7 separate regions of the Homo sapiens genome follow, and regions 1, 2, 3, 4, 6 and 7 are each linked to region 5. The links are chromatin contacts, found by Hi-C or POLR2A ChIA-PET in ENCODE. All regions are on one chromosome and are shown on one strand. The core of a region is the stretch at or near the end of the contact, and the rest is flanking DNA. Distances in the headings are between cores, read along the strand shown. Region 1 holds the start of DHRS1 (dehydrogenase/reductase 1). Region 2 holds the start of MRPL52 (mitochondrial ribosomal protein L52). Region 3 holds the start of CBLN3 (cerebellin 3 precursor). Region 4 overlaps SLC7A7 (solute carrier family 7 member 7). Region 5 holds the start of NGDN (neuroguidin). Region 6 holds the start of PCK2 (phosphoenolpyruvate carboxykinase 2, mitochondrial). Region 7 holds the start of OXA1L-DT (OXA1L divergent transcript).

Evidence for each region. A loop is a pair of places that touch in the nucleus more often than their neighbours do. ChIA-PET counts read pairs that join two places held with the same protein, here RNA polymerase II (POLR2A). Pooled maps may share reads with other maps.
Region 1: a loop to region 5 is called in a pooled map, with 9 times the contacts of the local background. The contact joins the promoter of DHRS1 here to the promoter of NGDN in region 5. A Hi-C loop is called at or near these places in 1 of 37 single-sample maps with no recorded cell type and 7 of 50 pooled maps. POLR2A ChIA-PET finds 5 or more read pairs at or near these places in 1 of 52 experiments (activated T-cell).
Region 2: a loop to region 5 is called in a map of CD8-positive, alpha-beta T cell, with 13 times the contacts of the local background. The contact joins the promoter of MRPL52 here to the promoter of NGDN in region 5. A Hi-C loop is called at or near these places in 1 of 168 maps with a recorded cell type or tissue (CD8-positive, alpha-beta T cell), 1 of 37 single-sample maps with no recorded cell type and 6 of 50 pooled maps.
Region 3: a loop to region 5 is called in a map of tibial artery, with 10 times the contacts of the local background. The contact joins the promoter of CBLN3 here to the promoter of NGDN in region 5. A Hi-C loop is called at or near these places in 1 of 168 maps with a recorded cell type or tissue (tibial artery) and 11 of 50 pooled maps. POLR2A ChIA-PET finds 5 or more read pairs at or near these places in 1 of 52 experiments (naive thymus-derived CD4-positive, alpha-beta T cell).
Region 4: a pooled map shows a loop between it and region 5 (5-fold over the local background). The contact joins the enhancer-like site here to the promoter of NGDN in region 5. A Hi-C loop is called at or near these places in 1 of 50 pooled maps. POLR2A ChIA-PET finds 5 or more read pairs at or near these places in 2 of 52 experiments (HEK293 and activated T-cell).
Region 6: a loop to region 5 is called in a pooled map, with 8 times the contacts of the local background. The contact joins the promoter of PCK2 here to the promoter of NGDN in region 5. A Hi-C loop is called at or near these places in 1 of 37 single-sample maps with no recorded cell type and 9 of 50 pooled maps. POLR2A ChIA-PET finds 5 or more read pairs at or near these places in 3 of 52 experiments (WTC11, activated T-cell and activated naive CD4-positive, alpha-beta T cell).
Region 7: a map of CD8-positive, alpha-beta T cell shows a loop between it and region 5 (7-fold over the local background). The contact joins the promoter of OXA1L-DT here to the promoter of NGDN in region 5. A Hi-C loop is called at or near these places in 2 of 168 maps with a recorded cell type or tissue (CD8-positive, alpha-beta T cell and naive thymus-derived CD4-positive, alpha-beta T cell) and 11 of 50 pooled maps. POLR2A ChIA-PET finds 5 or more read pairs at or near these places in 2 of 52 experiments (A673 and activated CD4-positive, alpha-beta T cell).

Annotation. Positions count from the first base shown.
Region 1 is chr14:24,297,222-24,301,029 of GRCh38, reverse strand. It overlaps DHRS1 (dehydrogenase/reductase 1), which reads left to right and starts at 1,250. Exons shown (of 9, transcript NM_001136050.3): 1 at 1,250-1,449; 2 at 1,900-2,073. The coding sequence starts at 1,924. NOP9 (NOP9 nucleolar protein) reads right to left here and starts at 1,180. Exons shown (of 10, transcript NM_174913.3): 1 at 829-1,180; 2 at 173-622. The coding sequence starts at 1,075. RefSeq lists an enhancer at 1,906-2,696.
Region 2 is chr14:22,827,475-22,831,178 of GRCh38, reverse strand. MRPL52 (mitochondrial ribosomal protein L52) reads right to left here and starts at 1,292. Exons shown (of 5, transcript NM_180982.3): 1 at 1,239-1,292; 2 at 1,069-1,126; 3 at 925-992. The coding sequence starts at 1,266. RefSeq lists an enhancer at 1,309-1,388.
Region 3 is chr14:24,426,718-24,430,917 of GRCh38, reverse strand. It overlaps CBLN3 (cerebellin 3 precursor), which reads left to right and starts at 1,250. Exons shown (of 3, transcript NM_001039771.3): 1 at 1,250-2,163; 2 at 2,513-2,632; 3 at 2,932-4,200. The coding sequence starts at 1,864. The coding sequence ends at 3,129. It overlaps KHNYN (KH and NYN domain containing), which reads right to left and starts at 964. Exons shown (of 8, transcript NM_015299.3): 1 at 799-964; 2 at 1-204. The coding sequence starts at 187. RefSeq lists enhancers at 1-233, 378-557 and a silencer at 588-1,127.
Region 4 is chr14:22,788,691-22,792,789 of GRCh38, reverse strand. All of the region lies in intron 2 of SLC7A7 (solute carrier family 7 member 7), which reads left to right. Among named protein-coding and RNA genes, the nearest start is that of OXA1L, 24 kb to the right of the region's middle. Within about 2 kb of position 2,374, at least 5 of the 41 ENCODE cell types and tissues checked have a DNase peak (open chromatin) inside an H3K27ac peak, as active enhancers do.
Region 5 is chr14:23,468,213-23,472,029 of GRCh38, reverse strand. NGDN (neuroguidin) reads right to left here and starts at 2,327. Exons shown (of 11, transcript NM_001042635.2): 1 at 2,303-2,327; 2 at 1,929-1,988; 3 at 1,053-1,124. The coding sequence starts at 2,314. RefSeq lists an enhancer at 1,624-2,564 and a silencer at 2,651-2,700.
Region 6 is chr14:24,092,868-24,096,867 of GRCh38, reverse strand. PCK2 (phosphoenolpyruvate carboxykinase 2, mitochondrial) reads right to left here and starts at 2,557. Exons shown (of 10, transcript NM_004563.4): 1 at 2,434-2,557. The coding sequence starts at 2,462. The region is part of intron 1 of NRL (neural retina leucine zipper); the gene reads left to right. RefSeq lists enhancers at 2,162-2,231, 1,885-2,534 and a silencer at 2,542-2,791.
Region 7 is chr14:22,764,816-22,768,856 of GRCh38, reverse strand. It overlaps OXA1L-DT (OXA1L divergent transcript), which reads left to right and starts at 2,295. Exons shown (of 3, transcript XR_001750638.3): 1 at 2,295-2,433. It overlaps OXA1L (OXA1L mitochondrial inner membrane insertase), which reads right to left and starts at 2,169. Exons shown (of 10, transcript NM_005015.5): 1 at 2,093-2,169; 2 at 1,448-1,609; 3 at 686-899. The coding sequence starts at 2,155. RefSeq lists enhancers at 2,061-2,290, 1,884-2,447, 2,448-3,010, 3,011-3,574.

The DNA of each region.
Region 1 (3,808 bases), core at 1-2,500, 830 kb before region 5:
CTCCGCACACACTAATCTTTGGCTTGCTAAGCCCTGTTCAGATTAGGACAGGTCAAGCTAATTCTTCCCGGTCAAGCTCCCCCATGAAGACTTACTCTTCTGTTTACTGTCTCATTCTGAACTTTCTAAATTCTTCTTCCCCCTAGGTCCACTTTCCTCTTGTAATACTTACCAGATGATTGGGAACCACGGGGCCTGGCTCTCTCAGACTCCAGAATAGTCCCTCCTAACACCTGAAGCAGAGTTCTGACCACGAAGCTGCCATGTGTGTCTCCACAGTAGACAAGAAAATCATCACACACCTCAGCGGCTAGTCCCAGGACCAGCTCCTCCAGGGTCTCCGTGGGACCATCCTTTCCATCCTCCTCCTCCTCCTCCTCCTCCTCTGCAGCACTCCCCAGCAATCGAGGGAGCTGTAGCAAAGCACTTTGTAATACATGGACCCCGCATCGGTGACAGGCCACAGTGCGCAAGTTAGAGCGCAGAGCAGCCCACACGCGACAAAGCGGTTTCAAGGGACTGAATCCCAACAGTTCCTGCAGCATCTCACTGCCAGTCCTGTTCGTGGACAAAGCTAGGGCCTGAGTCTCTACTTCCTTCATTATATTGTGCACCATCAGATCTGAAAAGGGAAGAAAGACACACTTTGAAGAGACTTAGTAGAGAATACAGTTATGTACCCTCGCTTAACCAAGGGTCGTGGGTCGGAGGCCGAGGAAGAGGACATGGGAAATGAAACTAAGTCCCCACGCCCTGCCGACCCTAGAAAGTTTCCTTGCCTGCCCTGGATTTGATGCTCTTGGTCTAAACCCCGAAGTTGCTGCCTACCTCGTTCTTCCCCAGTCTCGGGAGCCTCTTTCAATGCTGACAGCGCCCGGCGGAAATATCCCAGAGCTTCCGGGCTCAGGTGCGGGTGCGAATCTGGAGCCGGCTCCGAGCGCCCATCCGGAGGCGGCCAGGGTTGCCGCTTACGGCCTGGTAAGGGGCGCCCCGACCCCTTGGCCCCGCGCCCCCGTTTGCCACCAGCTGGGAACCGGCGCCCCACCTTGTGTGGAGAGCGCGGACCCTGCCCCATGTGTGCTTCGCGACCTGTCCGGCTGCAAAAGCTTCCTTAACTGCGGACGGACCTTCGACGTCGCCAAGCGTGCGCCTTATCCAGACAAAGTTTAGAAACGCGGGCGCGCTCCTGACGCAGCTACTACGTCATAGTTCCGCGCCGCCCCAGCCGGGCGGGGTGGGTGTGTCACCCAGATCGCTCCGCCCCCATCCGCAGGTTCTAACTTTGGCCTGGGACTCTGCCCCTCTACCTCAGCACAGAATCGCCCCGGGTCCTACTACAGAATCAATCCTTGAACACTGCCTCCACGTCGCCGGCTCAATCTGGGCGAGAACCCAGACTTCCACCGCAGCCCCGCAATCTGCAGACCTCAGCGGCAGCGCAGGTGGCAGGTAAGCGGCGCACGCTCGTCCCACTTAGGGCTTAGGATCTCCAGGCTTCGCGCTCATCCCCGGCCCGGAAGCTGCGCCTCTGGCTCAGCCGGACTGGGTCAGGCCAGGGACCGGAGCTTCAGATAGCCCAGGACTCTGCGTGGACGCGCCCCGAGGGGCTGCCGCGCCAGATTCCCATATCCAGGCAGCCACACTCAGAGGGTTGTAGTAGTTGTCCACCTCTGGACAGTCCCACTCAGCCCCTTCTTCACTCTCTGGGCCTCCCAAAAGACAGTCAGCCTTGTCCTCAGGCCCGCACCCAGTTGTCAGCCTCTGACTCCTCTCCCCTCAAAGGATTCTTACCTTGGCTCCTCCTCTTAGCCCTAGTGAGGTTCTCCCCTACCCCCCAACCTCGCCCCAACACACACACAGTCTCCAGGCTTCCCTCAGAGTAAGTCTTTGCTTCCACAGACCTGCCTCCTTTGCCTGTGAGTCATGGCAGCTCCCATGAATGGCCAAGTGTGTGTGGTGACTGGTGCCTCCAGGGGTATTGGCCGTGGCATTGCCTTGCAGCTCTGCAAAGCAGGCGCCACAGTTTACATCACTGGCCGCCATCTGGACACCCTTCGCGTTGTTGCTCAGGAGGTGAGTGCTTCCTCTGGGACCACAGTTGCAGAAACCACCCGAGAGAGCCCTTCCACTTAACAGCTCCTTTCCTAATCCCTTACCTGAAACTATAATACTACTCAACAAGATGTGAATATTTATTCAAAGTGGAAATTAAAAACCCCGTAAATAACTTCAGGTAAGGTAGAATTTTGCCGCCAAGTGAGTTTTATGAAAAAACTTTGTGTTTGAGCCAGGCATGGTGGCACGTTCCTGCAGTCCCAGCAGCTACTCCGGAGGCTGAGGCAGGAGGATCGCTTGAGCCTAGGAGTTGAGCCATGATCACACCACTGCACTCCAGTCTAGACGACACAGCGAGACACTGTATTAAAAAAAAGAAAAGAAAGAAAAGTAAAAAACTTTTTGTTTGAGAGCAGAGATTTTGGAATTGCAACTAAAGGGTTGTGGACCTGTGCTTTCCTCTATTTCAGGCAAGACTTTATTGAACTGCACATTTTTTACTTATTTACTAGACTTCAGTTAAATAAATATTTGAGTATCCATGATTTGCTAGGCATTGGTAAACCACTGAAGTTACCAAGACTAATAAAATCTAATTTCTGCTCTTCAAAGATTCAGTCCATGGTGGAGTACAGTGGCTCATGCCTGTAGTCCCAGCACTTTGGGTGGCCAAGGCAGCAAGATCACTTGAGGCCAGCAGTTGGAGACCAGTCTGGGCAACATAGCTAGACCCAGTCTCTACAAAAAATATTTTTTAAATAATTAGCTAGGCACAGTGGCCTGCACCTGTAGTACCATCTACTTGGGAGGCTGAGGCAGGAGGATCGTTTGAGCCCAGGAGTTCGAGGTTGCAGTGAGCTATGATTGCACCACTGCACTCCAGCCTGGTGACAGTGAGACCCTGTCTCTAAAAAAAAAAATTTTAATTAAAAATGAAGATAGATTCCAACAGGAAGTCAGGTACAGAAAGCAGTCACTTCAATGTAATGTGAATATGGTAAATTATAAGAGGGAGATATGCACAGAATACTCTAGGGGTGTTGGGGAGCATCCAGATGACATAGGAGAGTGGCTAGGGAAAGTGGTTTGGGAAAGCGTCCTGGAGGAGGTAGGTGGTTCTTGAACTGAGTTTTGAAAGGTAAGAATTAGGTAAAGGAAGTTAGGAAAAGCATTCCAGCAGAGGGAGCTCCATAAGCATAGGGACGCTGTGTGAAAGAGTAGATGTGTGAGATAATGCAAGGGAAGAGTAGTGAGTGAGAGGCTGGAGAGGAAAGAGTGGGTCTTGGAAGACCCTAATAGAGAACTCAGGCTTCATCCTCTAAGAGATGGAGATCCAGTTAGGAGATTTTGAACAGGGTTTGTGTTTTAGATAGGTCGTACTGGCTGGATTATGAAGAATTAATTTAAGGCAGACAGACTGGAGGTCAGGTGAGTCGTTGGGAGGCATTGCAGTAGTTCAGGCAAGGAGGGTAATAGGCGGGGACCCAGAGCATAAATTTGGAGAATAGGAGGATTGTTCTTAGATAAAGGACTCTTCTTCCTCTGAAGTTGGAGGTTTGTGGGCATTTGTAGAGAGTGAGACAGAACAGGAAGTAGAAATCATTCATGGCTGATAGCTTTGGTTTTTTCAATTACCAACCAGGAGCATTGGTGGAGTGAGGGTAAGACAACTGGGACTGAGTAGAGGTTTTAGGTGAGTAGTGTAGGGTGGGAGCTAAGGGCATGAGAGATGGAAATGACCACAACAAGGAAA
Region 2 (3,704 bases), core at 43-2,542, 640 kb after region 5:
ATCATGCCACTGCACTTCAGCCTGGGTGACAGGGCAAGACCCCATCTCAAAAAAAAAAAAAAAAAAAAAAAAGCAGTCATATGTAATTCCAGAGTCTTTCCAATAGTCCATACTACTACAAGGAGATGCCAGGCTTCTTACAGTAAATAACAAGTAGAAAAAATCTTCACCATCTTCCTCAGTCACCAATTATCCAATTAAGCAGGATCATACCCCTAGAGAGCAACAATAGGGTATTAAATATTCAGATCTCTGTGTTGTCAAGGAGGACTGGCCTATGTTCTAGTCCTGGATTTGCTACTACCTAGCTGTATGATCATGTGCAATTCACTTCTGTAGGCCTCAAATTTCCTACTTGTACACTGGAGTCTCATAAGGAGAATGGGGAGTAGCTTCAACTTCTCTAAGGTTCTCCCTTCTAGGGCTAATATTTATTCTCCCTCCCTCTCTCTTTTGTAAGTAAAGGTAAAAGAATTTTCTGAAGGGAGCCTGCCATCCATAGTCTTCATCCTTCTACCCCTCTGAGACGCTTATTTCTGCAGCTTTTCAAAGAGCTCTCCCTGCATTTGGTACCAAATACTGAAAATTCACTAACCACAGAGAAAAGTGGTTCTTGGTTAAAAAAAAATGTCCCCCTTTGAAAAACGCAGAAGTCTTGTCACCCCCTTCCACCCTGGCGGCCCCAAGTCAGAATTATCTTCTGCTTATCTCCACAAGCCAAGATCCTGTTTAGCTTTACCTTCCTTAGTCGAAATGCAATCTACAAAATAAACAAGAGGGTTTCTTTCCCCAAATTCCGTTTTCCAAATAAAAAGTTAAACACTTTTACACGCCCCCACCTTGATACCCCCAGCTCCCCGTCCAGGGGCGTTCCCTCTAGGTGAAAATCTCCCCAGTGGAGTTAACTGCCAGATCAGCGCTTACCCGCATATGACCAGTCTGGGAGCTCGGTAAGGGGCCCGTAGCCGGAGGGGTTGGCAGCCAGTCCCTGCCTGTGTGGAGAAAAACAGATCTGTGAGGACCTAGCCCAGCTTCTGGTCCCCCAGGTGCCCTCATCCCAGGACTCACTGTAGTCGCCACTGGCCGCCCGCCCAAGCGGCTACGCTGCAGTGCAGCCTCCGGACACCTGCTGGGAGAACAGAGCAGAGTTGGGGGAGAGGCCGCGCAGCCGGATCAGGGGTCCTGTGCCCGTCCCCAAAGGGCCCCCGAGTCCACGGTCCCTATCTATACCCACTCACTGAAGAGAACAGTCCCTAAAGCAGCCATGCTGAGCAGGAGTAGCCGGGGTAGCCGGAAGTAGGCGTGGCCTCGGTGGCCACGCGCGACGCTATCGGGGAAGCAGGAAGTCGCCATCTTGAATCTGGGTTTTCAATCACGGCTCCGCCATCTTGGGTCATCGTACGGAAGGAGAGACAAAACTGCAGTACAGGTTTTTGAGGTGAAAACGAATTGTCGTTCAGCGCATGCATTCTCAGTGGAAGTCGTGTCCTCCCAGATTAAGCCGTTCTGAACAGTTCCCACAACCTCCCTACAGCGGTCTCTAGTTCATTGAAATTGATATTAATAGTAACTTTGATCTCAGGGGTAACATCCACGTCATTCTACAGATCCTCGCATCACTGTAACACAGTTTTCCTAGACTAAGAAAAGTAATCAAATCTAGAGTTAATCGGAAATTGGGCCAGCCTGGGCAACATGGCGAAACTCCCTCTCTACAAAAAAATGAAAAATTAGCTGGGTGTGGTGGCGCATGCCTGTGGTCCCAGCTACTTGGGAGGCTGAGGTGGGAGGATGGCTTGAGCCTGGGAGGCCGAAGGCTGCAGTAAGCAGAGATCATGCCACTGCACTCCAGTCTGGGTAACAGAGCGAGACCTTGTCTCAAAAAAAATTCTGTGTGATAAGTGCTGTATTAGGCGTAGATTTTATGGAGAACAAAACCAGACATCAATATCCTGATAGAGCTCTCGGTATAAAAGAAACAAGACAGGCCAGGTGCAGTGGCTCACACTTGTAATCCCAGCACTTTGGGAGGCTGAGGCTGGCGGATCACCTGAGGTTGGGAGTTCGAGACCAGCCTGACCAACATGGAGAAACCCTGTCTCTACTAAAAATACAAAATTAGCCAGGCATGGTGGCACATGCCTGTAATCCCAGCTACTCGGGAGGCTGAGGCAGGAGAATTGCTTGAACCCGGGAGGCAGAGGTTGTGGTGATCCAAGATTGCGCCATTGTACTCCAGTCTGGGCAAGAAGAGTGAAACTCCAACTAAAAAAAAAAAAACAGACAATCAAATGATGACATACATGAATATTGTCATTGAGTGCTGGGAAAGGAAATACATGTTGTTTGTGAGTTTATAGTGTGAACTTGATCTACAGTAGACCATCAAAGATGACTTTCCTGAGAAAGGGGTATTGTATTGGAGCTAAGATGTGACATTCCATTTTTATAAGTGCTACCACCGCACATTGCTTAATATTATCCTTGCAACAACCCTGTGAGGTAGGTACTAGAAAGTGGCAAACCCTGATTGGCGACTCCCCTCCTTTTATCACTTGCTATTCAGTACTGTCTTGGAGAAGTCATTTATCCTTCATTTTTTAATTTTAAAAATGCTTAATATGTTACATTTGTGAAAACGATCTAAAAGTGATAATGTGAGTGAAAGTGCTTTATAAATCCTGAAACTCCTACAAAAGAGCCCATTAACTGTCTGCCAGGTGTGAAGGGAAAATATCTTGGTCCTCTTCAAGCTGAGAACCTGGGAACCACTCAGGGCAAATCTGCCTCCAATTCTATCCAAAGTCATCTGTCTACTCACAGAGACAGATGCATATTCTGACTACCTCTTCTGGAAAGACTTGTCAGAAACTCAAAATAATGCAACCATCTGTCTCTCACCTACATGTGACCTGGGGGCCCCCAGTGAGGGGGCCTTGCTTTGAGCTGTCTCTGCCTTTCTGGACAGAACTAATGTGACTTCTTACATTTTCATGTCTCCCTAAAATGTATAAAACCAAGCTACGCCCGGACCACCTTGGGCACATGTCTTCAGGACTTCCTGAGACTGTGTCACAGGCACATCCCCAACCTTGGCAAAATAAACTTTTTAAATTAACTGAGACCTGTCTCAAATTTTGGGGTTTCACATTTTGGTAAGCACAGAGGAATTCTGAGTGGAGATGCCCTTGACCTTAAAAAAAAAATCTCCTATTGGCTGGGCGTGGTGGCTCATGCCTGTAATCACAGCACTTTGGGAGGACAAGGCGGGTGGATCACTTGAGGTCAGGAGTTTGAGACCAGCCTGGCCAACATGGTGAAACCCCATCTCTACTAAAAATACAAAATTAGCCGGTCGTGGTGGCATGCACTTGTAATCCCAACTACTCGGGTGGCTGGAGAATAACTTGAACCTAGGAGGCGGAGATTGCAGTGAGCCAAGATCGTGCCACTGCCCTCCAGCCTGGGCAACAGAGCGAGACTCCGTCTCAAAAAAATAAAAGAAATCTCCTATCGGTGCTTGGTACCAGCATGAGCTAACTTTATGGCTCAAACAAGTAGGACAATTTGCTGAGGTCTGAGAGCATCCCCTCCAGAGAATCCCTGATCTTCCAAAATTTGGTCGAGATCTAAAGTTTATTTTGTACAACTGTTTTTTTTTTTTTTTTTGGAGTTTTACTTGCTTCCTACATTTTCCTGCTTCC
Region 3 (4,200 bases), core at 1-2,500, 960 kb before region 5:
CGTTTTCCTTGGGGCCCTCCAGCTGCAGCCAGATGTGGGGGTTGTCCGGACAGTCCTTCGGAAGGACGCTCACCCCCACGCTGAAGATGCGCTCCACATGGGGCTGCTGTTCCCGAACCTTGTTCTCAGCCTCCGCAGACACCGCAAAGCGATCTGGGGACGCGGGGCGGGCCCCCCAGGTAGGCATGGCTGCTGCCCCCAGCCCTGGAAGGGGAGAAGGCAGCTCAGAGCCTCATTGTACCCTCCATCCAAATCCTGGTTCCTGGGACTACACCAGCTATCAACAGGTCGCACCTAGTTAAGGCTCTGGTAAACAGCCCCAGGAGGTGACAAGCATCTGAGTCCACTGGAGGTAGGGAGGGTGTATGTCACGCAGGCCTCTCCGGAGAGGAAGTCCCGGTAAACAAGGCTGTCTATCGAGAGTGGGCGTCTGGGCTTTGGAAAAGGATGACCACAGTCCGGAGCAAGAAGGGTGGGGGGGCTCCAGCTCGGCCTGGAGGCCAGAAGGAGTCTCCTGGGGCACTCTGAAGCTTCTTAAGGACGAATCCTCAGCAGGGGATTGAACTAGGCTGTCCTCTGGGGGCCCTGGTCTGCCATTTCCAAGGTTCAAGCCACTCCCACCCCTCCCCCAGCCGTCCGCTGCCCCTCTCCGTCGGGCCAGGAGCACCGCCCAGGGCCCAGGGGCCGGGCCGGGCCGGGCCCGCCCACCGCGGACTGGGGCAGCCACCCCGGGCCGGGCCTACTCCGCACCGCGGCCCCCGCTCCCCGCTCCCGGGCGCGGTGGAGGGGCGCGCCTACCGCCTCCGCCGCCCGCGCCGGCTTCAGGTCCTCTCAGCGCCCGCCAGGCCCCCGCTTTGCCCGCGCCCCCAGCCCAGGGGACAAGGGCAGGGGGCCCGAATCTGGGCGGGCCTTCCCGGGTTCCTCACCCAGCGGGGACCTCTCTTGTCCACATCGCACGCAAACTGTTTCTTGAGTCACTTCCTGGCCTGGGGCGGAGTCAGCCCAGCTCCTCCCGGCTGCGCGCCCTCCTCCCAACCCCGCCGCCGCGCCCAGAGGCCCCGACGGGCCCGCTCGGCCTAGTCCCCTCGGCGGCTCCAGGGCTCGCCCCTTGCGCTTCTCACCAGCCCTCCCGTCTGTCTCCCGGCCCTCAGGGTCCTCGCGCATTCTGCGCAGTTACTTCTCGGAAAGGGGAACCATGCGTTGAAAGTTGTTTCCCGCGAATAAAGATGTGGCCGACCAAAGAGGCAGCGTGACTGGCCCACTGGTGCTCTAGGCCCAAGCACTTTCCACCAAAGCAATCGTGGCGGAGGGGGTAGGCGGGAGGCGGGAGGCGGAGGGTACCCGTGGTGGAGTACCCCTTTCTTCCAACAAACGGAAAGATGCCACGAAGAAGGGCTGTTGATTTGTGGGGGATTTTGAAGAGAGGAAGAGTAGGAGGAAGGGGTTGAGGGGCTGCCTCTGGCATATGCACACACTCACACATTCTGTCACACCCGTCACACACACATACCATGTTCTCCATCCCCCCAGGTCCAGCCCTCAGTGCTGTCCCATCCAGCAGGGCTGCCCTGAAGCTCTGGCTGCAGCCCTCCCGTCCAGTGGGCAGGCGGCTTCATCCCTCCTTTCTCTCCCAAAGCCCAACTGCTGTCACTGCATGCTCTGCCAAGGAGGAGGGAACTGCAGTGACAGCAGGAGTAAGAGTGGGAGGCAGGACAGAGCTGGGACACAGGTATGGAGAGGGGGTTCAGCGAGCCTAGAGAGGGCAGACGATCAGGGTGCCGGCGGTGAGAATCCAGGGAGAGGAGCGGAAACAGAAGAGGGGCAGAAGACCGGGGCACTTGTGGGTTGCAGAGCCCCTCAGCCATGTTGGGAGCCAAGCCACACTGGCTACCAGGTCCCCTACACAGTCCCGGGCTGCCCTTGGTTCTGGTGCTTCTGGCCCTGGGGGCCGGGTGGGCCCAGGAGGGGTCAGAGCCCGTCCTGCTGGAGGGGGAGTGCCTGGTGGTCTGTGAGCCTGGCCGAGCTGCTGCAGGGGGGCCCGGGGGAGCAGCCCTGGGAGAGGCACCCCCTGGGCGAGTGGCATTTGCTGCGGTCCGAAGCCACCACCATGAGCCAGCAGGGGAAACCGGCAATGGCACCAGTGGGGCCATCTACTTCGACCAGGTAATCCCCCTACCCCTGTCCAGGGGACCTGGAAAGACCCTGCAAGGACCTGGAAGCAACTGTCCAAGCCCACTTTGCTGTCTCTGAGGCTTTAAGAAAACAGCTTCCTACATCTTTCACTAATCTGGCCTATTGCCCCACCACCCCACCGACGGTTTCCCCTCCCTCCACCCATACGCAGCCCTCTCCTTGCCCCTTCTCACCATTTCTTTTGAATCTGTTCACTCCTATTCACTCCTACTTGCCACTCCTTCTATTCATTACTCACTGCCCCTGCCCCTAGTCCCCATGGTACCCCTGAGCCATGGGCATTTCCTGAGCCCCACTCAGCAGGCTCTGCTTCCCCCAGGTCCTGGTGAACGAGGGCGGTGGCTTTGACCGGGCCTCTGGCTCCTTCGTAGCCCCTGTCCGGGGTGTCTACAGCTTCCGGTTCCATGTGGTGAAGGTGTACAACCGCCAAACTGTCCAGGTGACCTCAGCACTGGCCCCCATCCCCGGCTCAGGAGGGTGGGGAGGGGGAAGAAGGGGAGCCCAGCTGACCTCCGGGTGGACTCTCCATTGACCTGTGTCCTGGAGGCCAGGACCAGGGGAGGAATGGGCCTGCCTTGCATTGAGTGTGGAGGATGTGCAGAGTCCAATGCTGGCCGCCCCTCAGCCCTCCCGGGAGAGCCCATTAAAACCCAGCTTCCCAAGAGGAAGCTCCTGGGAAAGTGGGGGGTCCTGAGCTAAGGGCTGGGGAATGGGGGCTAACTGGGCTCCCCTCCCCAGGTGAGCCTGATGCTGAACACGTGGCCTGTCATCTCAGCCTTTGCCAATGATCCTGACGTGACCCGGGAGGCAGCCACCAGCTCTGTGCTACTGCCCTTGGACCCTGGGGACCGAGTGTCTCTGCGCCTGCGTCGGGGGAATCTACTGGGTGGTTGGAAATACTCAAGTTTCTCTGGCTTCCTCATCTTCCCTCTCTGAGGACCCAAGTCTTTCAAGCACAAGAATCCAGCCCCTGACAACTTTCTTCTGCCCTCTCTTGCCCCAGAAACAGCAGAGGCAGGAGAGAGACTCCCTCTGGCTCCTATCCCACCTCTTTGCATGGGACCCTGTGCCAAACACCCAAGTTTAAGAGAAGAGTAGAGCTGTGGCATCTCCAGACCAGGCCTTTCCACCCACCCACCCCCAGTTACCCTCCCAGCCACCTGCTGCATCTGTTCCTGCCTGCAGCCCTAGGATCAGGGCAAGGTTTGGCAAGAAGGAAGATCTGCACTACTTTGCGGCCTCTGCTCCTCCGGTTCCCCCACCCCAGCTTCCTGCTCAATGCTGATCAGGGACAGGTGGCGCAGGTGAGCCTGACAGGCCCCCACAGGAGCCCAGATGGACAAGCCTCAGCGTACCCTGCAGGCTTCTTCCTGTGAGGAAAGCCAGCATCACGGATCTCAGCCAGCACCGTCAGAAGCTGAACCAGCACCGTATGGGCTAGGGTGGGAGGCTCAGCCACAGGCAGAAGGGTGGGAAGGGCCTGGAGTCTGTGGCTGGTGAGGAAGGAAGGAGGGTGTATTGTCTAGACTGAACATGGTACACATTCTGCATGTATAGCAGAGCAGCCAGCAGGTAGCAATCCTGGCTGTCCTTCTATGCTGGATCCCAGATGGACTCTGGCCCTTACCTCCCCACCTGAGATTAGGGTGAGTGTGTTTGCTCTGGCTGAGAGCAGAGCTGAGAGCAGGTATACAGAGCTGGAAGTGGACCATGGAAAACATCGATAACCATGCATCCTCTTGCTTGGCCACCTCCTGAAACTGCTCCACCTTTGAAGTTTGAACTTTAGTCCCTCCACACTCTGACTGCTGCCTCCTTCCTCCCAGCTCTCTCACTGAGTTATCTTCACTGTACCTGTTCCAGCATATCCCCACTATCTCTCTTTCTCCTGATCTGTGCTGTCTTATTCTCCTCCTTAGGCTTCCTATTACCTGGGATTCCATGATTCATTCCTTCAGACCCTCTCCTGCCAGTATGCTAAACCCTCCCTCTCTCTTTCTTATCCCG
Region 4 (4,099 bases), core at 1,125-3,624, 680 kb after region 5:
GCCTCCTGGGTTCAAAATGATTCTCCTCTCTCAGACTCCCAGGTAGCTAGGATTACAGGCGTGCGCCACCACGGCTGGCTAATTTTTGTATTTTTAGTAGAGACGGGGTTTTGCCATGTTGGTCAGGCTGGTCATGAACGCTTGACCTCAGGTGATCCGCCCACTTCGGCTTCCCAAAATGCTGGGATTACAGGTGTGAGCCACCACCACGCCTGGTCAAAAATGTTATTTTATTTTCTGAGACGAAGTCTTGCTTTGTTGCCCAGGCTGGTGTGCAGTAGCATGGTTATGGGCTCAATCCTGCACTCAAGTGACCTTCCCACCTCAGCCTTCCAAGTAGCTAGGACCATCAGTGTGCACCACCAAGTCCAGCTAATTTGTAATTTTTTTGTAGAGAAAGGGTCTTGCTATGCTGCCCAGGCTGGTCTCCAACTCCTGGCCTCAAGTGATCCTCACGTCTTGGCCTTCCAAAGTGCTGGGATTATAGGCATGAGCCACTGCACCTGGAGTAAAAGGTTTCTGTAGTCTGAAAGGTAAAATAATTTGAAGGCCATCTGCTATCTGAGAGAAATAACAGCACCTAGGGAGAGTGGAAGAAATAATGTATCAAAGAAGCCAGGGTGAAATTGTGATTTCAAGGTGTAGAGAGTTTCCAGGCCGGGCGCGGTGGCTCAAGCCTGTAATCCCAGCACTTTGGGAGGCCAAGGCGGGTGGATCACGGGGTCAGGAAATTGAGACCATCCTGGCTAACATGGTGAAACCCCGTCTGTACTAAGAGTACAAAAAAATTAGCCGGACGTGGTGGCGGACGCCCGTAGTCCCAGCTACTCGGGAGGCTGAGGCAGGAGAATGGCGTGAACCCAGGAGGCGGAGCTTGCAGTGAGCCGAGATGGCGCCACTGCACTCCAGCCTGGGCGACAGAGCGAGACTCCATCTCAATTAAAAAAAAAAAAAAAAAGGTGTAGAGATTTTCCCAAACCAACATTAGACAAAACAAATGGGGATGCAGCAAAGAAAAGGAAGAAGAGACTTGAAATCTCTGGGTTTAGGTAACAGATATGAGGCGTTTCCAGAGAGCTTATATCTGGACCTTCTGAGGAAACAGCAGTGGTAGAGTATTTTGGAGACACCAGGGTATTAGCAGGCCTGAGTATGCCAGTTGTGGGGTTTGGCCTTCCCCCAGGAATAGTGTGCATCTGACTATACACAGACCCAGCCTAACCTAGAAATGTGCAGTTTTTCTGAGCAACATGTGACCAAGAGCTTGCTCACACCAATTAAGCCTAGGGACTGCTATCCTTCTGCTAATTGCTGTGGGATGAATGATGTCACCAGTCAGAAGATAGCTGAGATGTCTCACTGGTGACGTGAAGTTTAAAGTAGCAAACTGAGTGGCAGGTGGAATTTTCGTCTCTTTGTCAGCTGAAGGCTGTGTATGTGAAAGAAAAAAGAACACAGAACAGAGTTCCTAACCGTAAATTCTAAGATTCTAAGATACCAGAAAGATAAACTCCTGGTAAGGGATAGAGGAGGTTTATAGGGATTGGGAGAGATGTGTATAATAAGGCTTTAGAATGGAAATTTTAGAGGCAAGGAGAAAAATGCCTAGATAAAAGTATAAATCTGGGTATTTTGGAGACTACATAGCAGAGAATAAAGGCAGAGAGGAGTTGCTCAGTAACGCATTTGGAGAAAATGGGATGGAAGATCAGAAATGATGCTTTTGAACTCTTATCTACAAATATTACAAGTAAGGCTAATAAACGTATTTGACCTTTTTTTTTTTTTTTTGTGAGACGGAGTCTCGCTCTGTCACCAGGCTGGAGTGCAGTGGCGCGATCTTAGCTCACTGCAACCTCCGCCTCCTGGGCTCAAGTGATTCTCCTGCCTCAGCCTCCCCAGTAGCTGGGACTACAGGCGCACACCACCACACCCAGCTAATTTTTGTATTTTTAGTAGAGACGGGGTTTCACCATGTTGGCCAGGATGGTCTCAATCTCTTGAACTCGTGATTCGTCTGCCTCCGCCTCCCAAAGTGCTGGGATTACAGGCATGAGCCACTGTGCCCGGCCCGTATTTGACCTTTTACTGAAAGGAGGAAACAATTTCATAGGCATCAGCGATATTTGATTAGAATATGATAATGAAAGAGTATACTTTGTTCAAAAATGATGATTTGCTAGAAGAGCTGGGATTCATGTAGTACATTAAAGAGAGAGGTACATACTTGTTTGAGGATCTGCTATCATAAGGGATGCCTGCCTTCTTTGCATAAGGTCACATTTAGATTCTTTTGATTGCAGTGAGAGGGAAATTTCAGTACACCAAGATCCAGTGAGCTGTCAAGGGTTTCACTTCCCCTTTCTCCATTTTTCAACAAATGTAATGAATAGTACCACCCAGTGCTACTTCCAGTTTTCTGCCTGCAGTTAGGTTTTTTTTTTTTTTTTTTTTTTTTTTTTGAGACAGTCTTGCTCTGTCACCCAGGCTGGAATGCAGTGGTGCAATCAAGGATCACTGCAGCCTTGACCTCCCCAGGCTCAAGCAATTCTCCCACCTTAGCCTCCTGAGTAGTTGAGACTACAGGTGCACGCCACCAGGCCCAGCTAATTTTTGTATTTTTTGTAGAATCAGGGTTTCTCTATGTTGCCCAGGCTGGTTTCAAACTCCTGAGCTCAAGGGATCAGCCCACCCTGGCCTCCCAAAGTGCTGGAATTACAGGAGCGAGCCACTGTGCCCAGCCAACATATGAGTTTTCTATTGCTTCTCTAACAAGTTACCACCAATTGAGTGGCTGAAAACAACACAAATTTATCATCTCATAATTCTGGAGGTCAGAAGTCTGAAATGGGTCTCACTGGGCTAATATGAAGTAGCACTGTGTTTCTTTCTGGAGGCTTAAGGAGAGGATCCATCTTCTTGCCTTTCCCAGCTTCTAGAGTCTCATGGACCCTTCCATTTTCAAAGTCAGCAGTAACTGGGAGAGTCTTTCTCATATTGTACTACTCTGACATTGACCTTTCTGCCTCCCTCTTTCATCTTTAAGAACTTTTGTGATTACATTGGGCCCACCCAGAGAATACAGAATGATTTCCCTGTTTTGTCACTTGATTAGCAATCTTCATTCTGTCTGCAACTTTTTTCTTTTTTTTTTTTTTTTTTGAGCCAGAGTCTTGCTCTGTTGCCCAGGCTGAAGTGCAGTGGTGTGATCTTGGCTCACTGCAACCTCCGCCTCCTGGGTTCAAGCAATTCTCCTGCCTCAGCCTCCTGAGTAGCTGGGATTATAGGCACCCACCACCACACCCAGCTATTTTTTGTATTTTTAGTAGAGACGGGGTTTCACCGTGTTGGTTAGGCTGACTCATGTTGGTTAGAATTCCTGACCTCAGGTGATCTGCCCGCCTTGGCCTCCTAAAGTGCTGGGATTACAGGCATGAGCCACTGCGCCTGGCCTCTATCTGCAACTTTAATTCTCCCTTGCCATGCAATATAACATGGCTCACAGGTTCCAGGGATTAGGGGGTGGACATCTTTGGGGGGCCATTAGTCTACCTACCACAAGTGATAGCCCAGCTTTCCACCGGAGGTGGATGAGCAGCACTCTGAAGTGATAACTTAAGGTGGATTCTTGCCCAAATTCTAGGCTTGTAAGTTAAATCTGGTTAGTGAAGTACGAGCAGAAGGGTGGGAAATCATTAGTAACGTGTATGAATTCACTAAGAACAAGCCATACTCTGCTAACCTCACTTTTTGGTTCAATTTTAATTTTTTTATTCAAATATAATATACAGAAGGAACAGTGCAATCTCATAAGTTTATGGCTTAATGAATTGTCACTAGTTGAGCACATGTGTAACTAGCACCCTTGAGCCCTTCTTATGCTCTTCCCAGTCCCTGCCTCTCCACCCCACACAAAGGGAAATCACTATTCTGACTTCTAGTAGCATTGATTAGTTTTCTCTGATTTTATGTAAATGGATATAATCTATATGTACACTTTTGCATCTGGCTTGCTTATTATGTTTGAGATTCTTCTGTATTTTTGTCTGTAGTCGTAGATTGTTCACTTTTTTTTTTTTTTTTTCCCAGACAGAGTCTC
Region 5 (3,817 bases), core at 1,078-3,577:
TTTATAGAGATAGGTCTCACCACATTGCCCAGGCTGGTCTCAAACCCATGGGCTCAAGCAATCCTCCCACTCTGGCCTCCCAAAGTGTTGGGATTACAGGCGCATATTTCAATTTTAAGATGCACATGGTTTTCATATTTTAACATCTCTGAAATCAGGATGCATGTTTCAGTCACTGGCATCTTGGTATTATGTCATAAGCAATTTTTTTTTTTTTTTTGAGACAGGGTCTTGCTCTGTCACCCAGGCTGAATGCAGTGGCACAATCACAGCTTACTGCAGCCTCAACCTCCCAGGCTTAAGCAATCCTCTGGCCTCAGCCTCCTGAGTGGCTAGGACTACAGGCACATGCCATCATGCCCGGCTAATTTTTAACTTTTGTAGGGTCTCACTATGTTACCCAGGTTGGTCCCGAACTCCTGAGCTCAAGCGATCCTCCAGCCTCAGCCTCCTGAAGTGCTGGAATTACAGGCATGAGCCACCATGCCCGGCCTGTCACATTTTTTCTTAATATATACAATAAGTGATATGTCCCAATTAATAAGTGTCTTAGATTAGATGAAATCTGAAAGTAACTCCTCAGTTGGCCTACAGTAATCTTCAGAGTGACTTTTCCAGTCTTATTTCCTACCCCCAACACACATAACACAGAAAGTACATCCTATCACAAAAATGACTTACTCCTTTCCCTTATCACCATACTTTCAGGCCTTTGTGCCTTTGCACATGTTCCTTCTTTCTGTCCCTCCCATTTATTCCTCAAAATCCTATCACCTCCTCTGGGAAGCCTGTCCTGAATCCCTCTGCTCTTCTGGCAGTTAATTAATCCCTCTCTTTGGCTGGAGACTCATAACTCTGTAATGTGACTGCTACTATTAATACTTACATCTATTGCTTTGCTTTGTCTTCCCTCTAGACTTCAGCACAGAAACTGGATCATATTTATGTTTGAAGCTCGAGCACTTAGGATATATAAGACACAATAAACATACAATGAAAGAACTACTGAGAACATTAAGTCAGGGGATGCTTACTGTTTGAGTACATCTTACCTTTTCTGTAGGATAGGCACCAGCTTGAACTTTTTGTGTCAGTGATTTCACTTGTGCAGTTACAGCCATCACCTGAAATTAGCCCAAATAAAACAAGTGATTAGATTATATCAAATTATGTCTGCAAACTGTGAAGAGCAAAAGCTAAACAATGCCACCTAAAAATTATCTGAAACACTGTCTAAAGTATAGTACTATCTTCTCACTTCTCGGAAAGCATAGGAGAGATGGTTCTTCAAAAAGTTTAAAAAAAAAAAAACTTTCCACTTCTTAAAGAAGAGACCATCTTTTACTGAACCACAGGGAGGAGAAAAGGACTGAGAGAGTAGTGACTGAAGCACTGTAATTTTGTTTGTACTAGTTGAACTTACAATGCATAGAACTACATAACTCCCCGACTTATGACTTAATTTCCACTTTACGAGGGTGTAAAAGAAATATGCATTCGGTAGAAACCGTCCTTTTCTCGTGATGCTGGGCAGCGGCATCAAGCCTAAATTTCGACTTATGAGGTTTTCGAATTACAATGGGTTTATCAGGCCATAACCTCCATCGTTAAGTCGAGAAGCATCTGTATATAAGTGTGTATTACCTGGGCACCCAAAGGGCAAGTCATGTTACCATTCCAAGCACTGGTTTCCTTAGCTATATGAATAAAGGAAAACTATTCATATAATTTCTTTTTGGAGTTTCTTGTATTCCCTTGGGTGCAGAATCAATTACTTAGAATTCTGGCGTGAAAAGGTTTTGATTACATCATTTTACTCTAAGGTTTTTGGAAGCATTCACGTATCTCAATCACCAAAGTTTTGAGGTGAAGTACACAAACTCAAAGCCAATCCGTGACTAATTTATTCCAGAGGCGACACTACTCACTTGCTCCTGGAGATTTTTCAGAAGTGTCACGGCACTTGGCAGGTCGGACTCCAGCACCCCCTACAGAAGGGAGAGGAGGCGTAAAGAAAAGTCATTCTTTCCTCAGGATTATAGGAAAGTGGAACGTCTAGGGTGGGAAACTGCCCTCTCTCCGTCAGACACCCAGACTCGGGGCCTTCACACTCGGGTTCACAGACTCGCCTTAAAGCCAGCCCCTTGGGTTACCGGACAGGAACGGTAACTCTAGGGAGGCCGCCTCCCTGAAGCAACTTTCATCACCACCCTTCCCTGGTACCAACAGTTTGCCTCCAGCCGCTGAAGGCAAAGGACAACTCCACAATAGCTACGCGAGGAAGAAACCACACCAAACTCACCAGCGCCGCCATCTTCGCAAAGCCCACCCCTTCCGGTGTCGTACTTCCTGAGCGCTAAGGGCGACTTGATAGATTTGATAGACAACTGCCGCTTGCAAATCTAAGCCAATACGAATAAGGGCTTTCTCACTTCCGCCCCCAACAGGATAAACGAGAGGAGGAGTCTGATCTGGCCAATGGAATAAAGGAACTGGCTAAATTCGTCAGACTCAGAAAGAGTCGTCAGGACGAAAAAAAGCACTTGGCAAAGAGCGTGTGATTGGTAGACTGAGTAAAATGATTGACGGCAAGCCAATAAGAGACAGTCAAATAATTGATTGACAGTTGGAAGGACCAATAGAAAAAAGGAATTAGCAGAGCGAACTTAGCGCGTATTGGCTCCCGTCTGCCGCAGCACCCAGAGTCTTTTTTCACGGCACTTTTCTTGTAGTGCGTGAACCGGCCGCTAGGTGATGGGCCTTGGCTTGGCTTTGCGGTGTCGACATTGCAGAGCCGCCATTGCTGGCTGCTCATCCAACGGCCACCGCGCCAAATGCCTTACAGACCCGGTGGCCCTGGAATCGATTCTGTAACACTACTCCTTGTGTGACCGTGGACAAGTCACTCGGTCTCTGAGCCTTCTTCATCTGTAAATAAGAGAGCGAGGCTAGAGAAGCCCAGAGCCAGAGTTTAGAAACCGAGTGCGAGGACACCTGCCCTCTTGGTGTGCACTGTGGAGCGCTGAGAAACGGCTCCAATAACGCCCCGACACTCTTCGCTCCTACCAGTTTGGGGACATGAAAAGAATACGTTTTACAAATTGGGGAACGGTTCATATTTACATGACTTACCGCGGTCACACAGGTCTTCAGCAGAACTTGGTTCAAACTCTGGCAGTGCATGTTTCAGTATAACCTGCCTCATCATTACCCAGTGCTTTCAGATGTGTTCTCTCACTCTGGTTTTTCACAAGCTGGTGAAGTAGGTTGGACGGATACTCATTGTTCCCATCCCATGCCTTAGGAAATAAAGCACCGAAAGGGTGAATGATAGTGTATAATTTTTTGTTCACAACTCGTCCAACAGAGCTGGGTCTAGAAATCAGATCTTACCGACTTGAAGCTGTCTTTTGGAATTAAGAATAACACCTGTATCTGGGCAGGTGAGGTAAGGAAATCCTGGTATCTAGATCTTGCTGGATTCAAGAAGGCAGGAGGGTGTTCAGTCCCCACTCCTCTAACATTTAATTTGCTGCTTCAGGCCCACTGTGGAAGCTCAGGATGCTGTTGCAGCATACTTAGTCAATTATCCAGTAGCTTTTGTAATGTTTTATCAAGATTTGTATTATGAAAAGTTTCTATTTCTACATAAATTTTCGGACCTGTCTAATTAGATCAGCAATAAACTTTTCCTTTTCGGGGAATTTGAAATTTAGTTTGTTCATATGCTTTATGATAGCAATGAGAAAACAAATTGCACTGCCATATTTTGGGTTTTTTTGAGACCGAGTCTCGCTCTGTTGCCCAAGCTGGAGTG
Region 6 (4,000 bases), core at 1,308-3,807, 620 kb before region 5:
GCTAGTTGCTGTCATCGAGAGTGGACAAGGCAGGTGGTGGAGAGACAGAAAGCTTGGGCTGCAGCCTGCTAAAACATGTCTGCATGCAGGGACCATGAAGAGCAGGTTGCAGTTGGTGTGTGGGATGTGTTCAGGACACATGTATCTTGTAGCCTTTATGAGGCTTGAGGAGGGTGTCTCCTGCTCAGCGAGGGACAGATATGGCCAAATGAGCAAAAAAGGCACATGCCTGGCTGTGTGGAAGTATACATGTAGGCATGCTGATGTTACTGCCTGTGTAGCCCATGCCCATGTTTAACTGTTTAATCAACGTTTAGAAATAAGTAGGGAGATGGCTGGGCACGGTGGCTCATGCCTGTAATCCCAGCACTTTGGGAGGCTGAGGCAGGTGGATCATGAGGTCAGGAGATCAAGACCATACTGGGCAACATGGTGAAACCCCATCTACTAAAAATATAAAAATTAGCCGGATGTGGTGGCGTGTGCCTCTAGTCCCAGCTACTCAGGAGGCTGAGGCAGGAGAATCGCTTGAACCCGGGAGGTGGAGGTTGCAGTGAGCCGAGATCGGGACACTGCACTCCAACCTGGGCGACAGAGCAAGACTCTGTCTCAAAAAAAAAAAAAAAAAAAAAAAAAAAAGAAATGAGTAGGGGCCTTTGGCCCAAGTGTCAAGACAAGAAGTTGGGCCCAGGTGACAATTTCATATGTCTGGTATTTGAAGCCTCATCCATTTTATTTCCATTTTCAAGTATAGTTTTTTATAAATTAAAATGGCAGCTGTGTTTATTCTTTCCTTCTGGTGTGTATGCTGTAAGACTATGAAAGCCCCAAGCAAAGGTCACAGTCTTTCCAGTGCCAGGTTTCTAGATGAGGGCTCTTGCACAGAGAATAGGTGACTGGATGCTGGGCTTCCAGGCCCTGATCTGCTGCTGCCCACTTGGACCAACAATGGTTGCATAAAATGTTGCCCTCGGGTAAGTATTTCTGAACTCTGCGGAAGGTTGACCACTGGGGAATGAGTGTCACTGGCTGGGGTTCATGGGCTTAATTCTCAGGAGGTCAGCGTCCTGTTGTCTGTCCTCTCATGGCCCTGGGAGACAGAGAAGCAACGTCTGCTCTGATTGGCCTGGACTCAAGGTGGAGTAAACCCGAGAGAGCAAAGACCATGAAGGGGATGTTACTCTCCTCCTCTATCAAGGCCTCGCCCATCAGAAACTGCCCCCACACCCAGGACCACGTGACCCCGTGCTTCCCCTGGCTCTTCTTCCTAGAGGCCACATGCCTAGAGAGCTTTGGTGTTGGTGGGAGGGTGGAACAGCAGCTTGCTGGCAGCTCAGACTCAGAGGGTGTTAGCCTGGGGAAGGAAGAAAGCTCAGAGCATGGATACGGGAGCTTGAGTCTGTCTGGGGTAGAAGCTGGGGTGGTTTCCGCTAAAGCAGGATAGATGATCAGTGTGGCCCCAGGGGCAGGGGAGGAGGGCTACTGGGACCTGGGTCTGTTCCTGCCTCAGAGGGAAGTTCTCCGTGAGCATCAGTTTTCAAGCACACAGTCTTGAGGACAGCCTCTCTCTCCCTGGAGCCTGGCTCACGTTATCTCTTGTGAAGCCCCCACACCCTCTTGCAGCCCTCTAAGTGGGACGTTTCCTTCAGAGACCACCCACAAGGGCTGCCCAAGTGGAACGGGCTGTGCGACAGATGTGGGTCACTTCCGACTCTGGGACAAAAGCTGAGAAGAGAGGCCTCAGAGAATAAATAGGAGACTAAGAGGACAGGCAGACAAACAGGACGAGCCTGGGGGCTCCAGGCCTGGACGGAGGAAGAAGCCAGCTATGTAAGAAACGAAGGCAACTTGGCGCCCTCCTCCCACCTTGCTTGCCTCCCTCCCCTGGGCCCAGGTCCCTCGGGCTGCTCTGGACTTCCCGCCAGGTTCCAGTCCTTCCAGTCCGGGAGAGGCCGGGAATGGATATTTAACCTTCCACCTTCTTTAGGGGGCTCTGAGCTTAGTCTCCCGGGGCTCACGTACCCTTGTCCCCAGGGCCCTGCTGCCTCTCGAAGTACCCTGGGGCGCTGGCTGAGAGCCCGTTAGAGGTCCGAGGGAGGTATCTGGGAAGGAAAGGAGGATATGCGGAGACCTGGCTCAGCAGAGAGGAGCGAGGAGAGAGAGGAAGTTCTGAGAGTGGCAGATAGAGATCGCGCGGTCAGAGGCGAGCGAGGCAGAGAAGGGGAGGTGCAGGCGGAAACGAGGAGCACCGGCCGGCTGCCCTCCCAAGAGACGCGCGGCGCGGGAGGCTGGACCCACAGCAGTCGCCCCTGCCCGCCTCCGCCTAGGATGGGAAACCTGGCGGAGGCTGAGAGCAGGAGAGCGCCACTGGCAGCCCCGAGGGGGCGAGCGCAGCGGAAGGTGCGGGTGGGCCCCGGGCCGGGGGTCACTCACCGCAGGCCAGGGCGGTACAATGCGGCCATGGCACCTGGGCAGGGGCTGCGGGGTGGCCAGGAACCGAGCGGAGCCGGGGAGGTATGGAAGGCGGGGAAGGAGGGAGCGCGGCGAAGCGAGCCACAGCAGAGGCTGGCGGGAGGCGCTTAAAAAGGAGGGGGGCAGGCGCGGGGGCGGAACCTGGTAGGGCTGGCACTAGCTTTCCTCCGCCCCGCTGGCAGGCCAGCTCCCTCGGCCCCGGGGCTCCAGGCTCCAGGTCAGCCCAGCCGCCGCCCCAACCCCTGCCTCCAAACCGCCAAACCCATCTCTCCCATTGGAGGACTGGGTCCACTCTTCGGCCCCCGACTTCGAGGCCCCGCCCCCCATCCGCCACCGCCCTCCCAGCCGCACATGATGTAACTTTGAGGACTCTTGCTCCCGGGAGAGACACTAGGTGGCAAACAAGCTAGGAACGAGGGGCGAGGCCAGGGGCGGGAGACTACAGGGGCCAGACGTCTAGAAGTTAGGGGGTTGGGCATTGCCTTTCCAGTTCCTCCTCCTGGGGACGCGACACCCTGAGTCCTGGGCCTTTCTGTAGTCCAAGTGCCCAATGCTAAGGTCCACTTAGTCCCCAACTCCTAAATCCCCGTTTCTCCTCCTGATCAAGGCTCCTTTCTGCCTTGCCATGAAATGGTGGAGTCTCTCTACCCCTGGGTCTCTTCCTTGGTCCTCTGATCTGGTCATTCTCCTCCCCCGGCACATCCCCTCTTCCCCTGACGGAGTCTTACTCTGTCACCCAGGCTGGAGTGCGTGCAGTGGCGCGATCTCGGCTCACTGCACACTCCGCCTCCCGGGTTCAAGCAATTCTCCTGTCTCAACCTGCAGAGTAGCTGGAATTACAGGCGCCTGCCACCACACTCGGCTGATTTTTTGTATTTTTTGTAAAGACGGGGTTTCTCCATGCTGGCCAAGCTGGTCTCCAACTCCTGACCTCGTGATCCGCCTGCCTTGGCCTCCCAAAGTGCTGGAATTTACAGGCGTGAGCCACCACGCCCGGCCTGGTCATTCTTTCTCTCCACAATCCAATGAGGAAACTCATCTGCCCACCCAACTACCATCATAAAGTCCTCAGGTGATTTCTCAAGCTATACCTCCATTGGGACATCTCTCTCCAACCTGAGACCACTGGATATCACCCACAATGCTATATAGCACCTCAAACTCAGCATATCTATGATGGGTGTCTGCTCAGCATCCACTCGCCTTTTCTGGTAATAGCACCCTGATTTTCTTTTGGGGAACCATCTCCTCAGTCTGTATTGTCATGTGGGTCTGATGTCACCCCTCTTGGGGGTAGGCTTGCAGCTTAGCCAACTTTTGTGTTCCTCACTCTGGCCACAGCAATCAAGGATGTTCAAGGATGGGCATGAGATCCCTCTCTGGGACTTTTTCTAAAACTTTGGAAGTTAGCTCTCTTTCTGCTGAGTTGCTGAGCTGGTAGAATATAAGCCTGGAGCTGCTGAGTGTTAGCTTGGCACTGCAAAGCAGGAACCTGGCTGAGACAGAAGCCAGCCTAGAGGAAGCAGAG
Region 7 (4,041 bases), core at 1,046-3,545, 700 kb after region 5:
TCTCATTCTCCATAATGTGATTATTACACCTTGCATGCCTCTATCAAAACATCTCATGTAGCCCATAAATATATACACCTACTAGGTATCCACAAAAATTAACAACAACAAAATAAATAACAGCCATCAAAGGAAGAAGATAGGATAGTAAGTGAAGGGGAACTAAGGATGAAGGGAAGAAACCTTCCCCCAGGTAACACATGGGTGTGCCTGAGCATGTTTACATGTTCGGGGTAGGGCAGTGAGGAGGGAAATGCTGAAGACACAGGGGAGAAAAGATAATTGATGGAGCAACGTGGCAGAAAGACACATAATTCAAAGCAGAGTTCTAGCCTTTACAAAAGCAATGCTAGTGGCTTCCCAATTTAGGGGTTTAAGTGCCTGACCTGAACCTCTGTTCTAAACCAGGATAGCTTCATGACTGTTAATAAGGTCCCCTGACTCTAACCCCATGTTTGTATTCAAATATCTACACTTCTTGAATCCCAGATGATCTGGTGGTTTTATAATGCTCTTTAAGAAATATAGGCAGAGTGCATCTAGGTATCATGAACCTCTATTGCTCATTTGAAATCATCTGCTCTTCTGACCCCAGAGCTTCTGCAACTACTTCCTGAATCCATTCAAAGAATTGCCATCTATGAGGTTAAATCCCTAACCCATGTCCAGGGTATATTCCCCTTACATGCAGCAATGGCCCCCCACCAAGGTAGGCCCAGATCAACATGCATAAATTCCAGTAAATTCTGGATCAGTCCCACTGGGGTGTATGACCCCAGCCCCAGTTCAGCGAAGCTCTGCTCTGCAGCAGTTTGGACTACATCTGCAGTCTCTCCAGAAGCCACCTCAGGTACTGCTGTGGGTGAGGGAGTTGCAGCAACAACAGGAGGGGCCTGAACCTGTGTGAAAGAAAGCCTTGTATTATATTTATTCAGTAGCGAACACAAAGCAAGTGAGATCTTTTTATAATAACCAGTACTGGGTTCTGTTCTCTCTACTTCTTGTTCTTCCAGGTTAGCCTAGTGTCTGCAGATTTCAAGCTTAAAAAGGACATCTCATTTTTATCAATAGTTAGGAAGAGAAGTTACTTTGAGTAAGAATCCATGACTTCCCTTCATGCTGGGAAGTTATTTCTTTTATCACTGTTTTCCAAACTTCAGCCATTTGAATATCACTATCATGATTTTTGCCATATATTAACATGAAACAATTGCTTTTCTTTAAAACAGCTCAGAAAACCAAATATAACATCTCTCCTGTTGTACTTTCAATCATTTCCCCACTGAATTGAAAATCCATCCTAAGCAGAGATGCTATCATTTTGGAGAGCTGTGTGGAGCGTGGACAAGAACTCTGCTCCATATTCCCCCTGCTCCCAAACAAAACAAAATATGAAACCAACCAGGAAACACCACTCCTAATATTGCAGGAACGAAAGGCCTCTTACCTGGACTTCTGCAAAAGAGATAGCAGAGGTACTGAGGCTGCGGGGGCCGGAAGCCGCAAGGAAGAGGTAGTGTGGGCGACAGCAGCACGGGGCTGCTGGGAATAGGAGCCGTGTGGTCAGCGGTTTCCCAAGCCATTGCGAGGGCCCTGCGACGCTGTGGACCTGAGCGTGTAAAAGGATGATGGAGCCCCTTTACCGGGAGCAGAAGTCCTCGCGTGGGTGCAAACGGGATTCATTATGCTAACTCCCCAAGAAGCAGGCAGCTCGGCCACTACAGGGGAGGACATTGCTATCACCGCGCGCAGACCGCTAGCCCGAAGGCATGCAGCGGGTGGTGCCTGCAGAGCGAAGCTCGAACCTGGGTTCCCCGCATCTCAGTTATCGCAGACCCACATCGGAGGGCCCTGAGAACGAGGCCGAGGTGCTCTCGCCAGGAGCCAAGCCAATTCCAGAAGCTGACACCGGGCTGCTGGGCCCATAGTGTCGGGGACTAACCCTAGCGCGTCCTCACATGACCCGAGGTCATGACATTCAGGTCCCGGTGAGCAGGTCAGCGTCTGCTGATACCCCTAGCACGAGCTGTCCTGGGGCCTGGTTCACTGGGTCAGGGCAGCATCCCGGTGCTCTGCCCCGGGGCATCCTTACCCGACGCCCGGACTGTAGCAAGCGCAGAAGCTCCCGGCGTCCGCACATTAGTCCCATCGCCATTTTGCCCGGAAGAGGACTTGCTTTTGCGCCTGCGCAGTAAGAACCACAACCCCTCGAGAGGAAGCACTTTTGGAGGCGGGCATGAAGCCAGAATTGTAGCCGCAGATCAGGCGGTAAAAGAGAACGGAGCTTGGCGGCCATATTTGAAGTGGGTAAAAATCTGTAAAGCCACGTTACCATTAGCACGCAGAGAGCCTTTTCTGGAGATTGAAAGGAAGTTGAAGAGCTGGGTTAGCTATCATCGTAAGCTATCATCGTTAGTGATGGCGTAAACCTGGGTAATTTTCCTCTAATGTCGCGATTGTCCTCTGATTTGTAAGTTTAAAAATAGCCTCAGAAAAGGCTTGGCTGTACTTGCAGAGGATTTTTCCCACTCAATGATGTTCGATTCTTTTGATTCTTATTGCTAGGTAATATTGTAATCGCAGGTCCAGTGAAATTTGAGGGTAGTCTAGAGTCTGACAGAAATTAAAAGAAGGCAGCTTCTGGGAAATATTTTCCTCCCAGATAAAAAGACGAAGCTTCCAGAGGAGACTTCACCTTTCCATTTTTTTCTTCTGTAAGTGGGGTGGTGTGAGGACTGACCATGAGGGGACAAGTTTCCAGATGAAAAGCTCACGTGCAGGCCGGGCGCGGTGGCTCAGGTCTGTAATCCCAGTACTTTGGGAGGCCGAGGTGGGTGGATCACGAGATCAGGAGGTCGAGACCATCCTGGCCAACATGGTGAAACCCCATTTCTACTAAAAATACAAAAATTAGCCGGGCGTGGTGGTGGGCGCCTGTAATCCCAGCTACTCGGGAGGCTGAGGCAGGAGAATCACTTGAACCCGGGATGCAGAGGTTGCAGTGAGCCGGGATTGTGCCACTGCACTCCAGCCTGGGCAACAAGAGCGAGACTCCGTCTCAAAAAAAAAAAAAAAAAGGAAAGAAAAACTCACGTGCTGAAGATGGTTGAGGGCAAAGATAGAAAACACCCAAATACTTGATGATATCATTGAGCTGCTGTACCATGCTTGGAACTGCCTATCTCCAGACTTTGTTGTGTAAGTTAATTAAAGGTCTTGGCCGGGTGCAGTGGCTCATACCTGTAATCTCATCACTTTGGGAGGCTGAGGTGGTCTCGATAACTAGGTCAAGAGATCGAGACCAGCCTGGCCAACATGGTGAAATCCTGTCTCTACTAAAAATACAAAAAACAAAAAAACAAAATAACTAGGCGGGCGTGGTGGTGCATACCTGTAGTCCCAGCTACTAGGGAGGCTGAGGCAGGAGAATCGCTTGAATCCGGGAGGTGGAGGTTGCAGTGAGCCGAGGTGGAGCCACCTCACTCTAGCCTGGGCGACAGACTCCATCTCAAAAAAAAAAAAAAAAAGATGATTAAAGGTCTTTACTGTTTAGACTCTAAGTCTGTTGCTTGGGTGTTCTGTTTCTTGAAGTTAAAAGCATTCATCTTCAGGGAAAAAAGTTACTGGTCAGAAAGGTGGAGTTTGATTATGTTTGAACCCTTACAAAGTCTCTCAATATGCAGATTACTTTCTAAACAACAAATTATAGTTTCAGAAAGATACAATAACCTGAAATTATTTCAGTGACTGCTCATTTGGAACGATTATGAATGTACCTGACAGATATGGCGAAAATAGGAGGCAAAGAACTATAATACTGATTTAGTAATAATTAGTGGTATGAGCTAACACTTGCATATGTTGGATGCTATTATAAACATCAATAGATTTTTGATATGGAAACACTGATTTTTTTTTAGAGATTACTTTTAAAACTCAATACAATTAGAAGTAATTACAAATATACAGCTACAGAACACTTGGCAGGGTGACTATCTTACAGTACACTGCTACTTTGGTGGCCCCAAATGAACCAGGCTT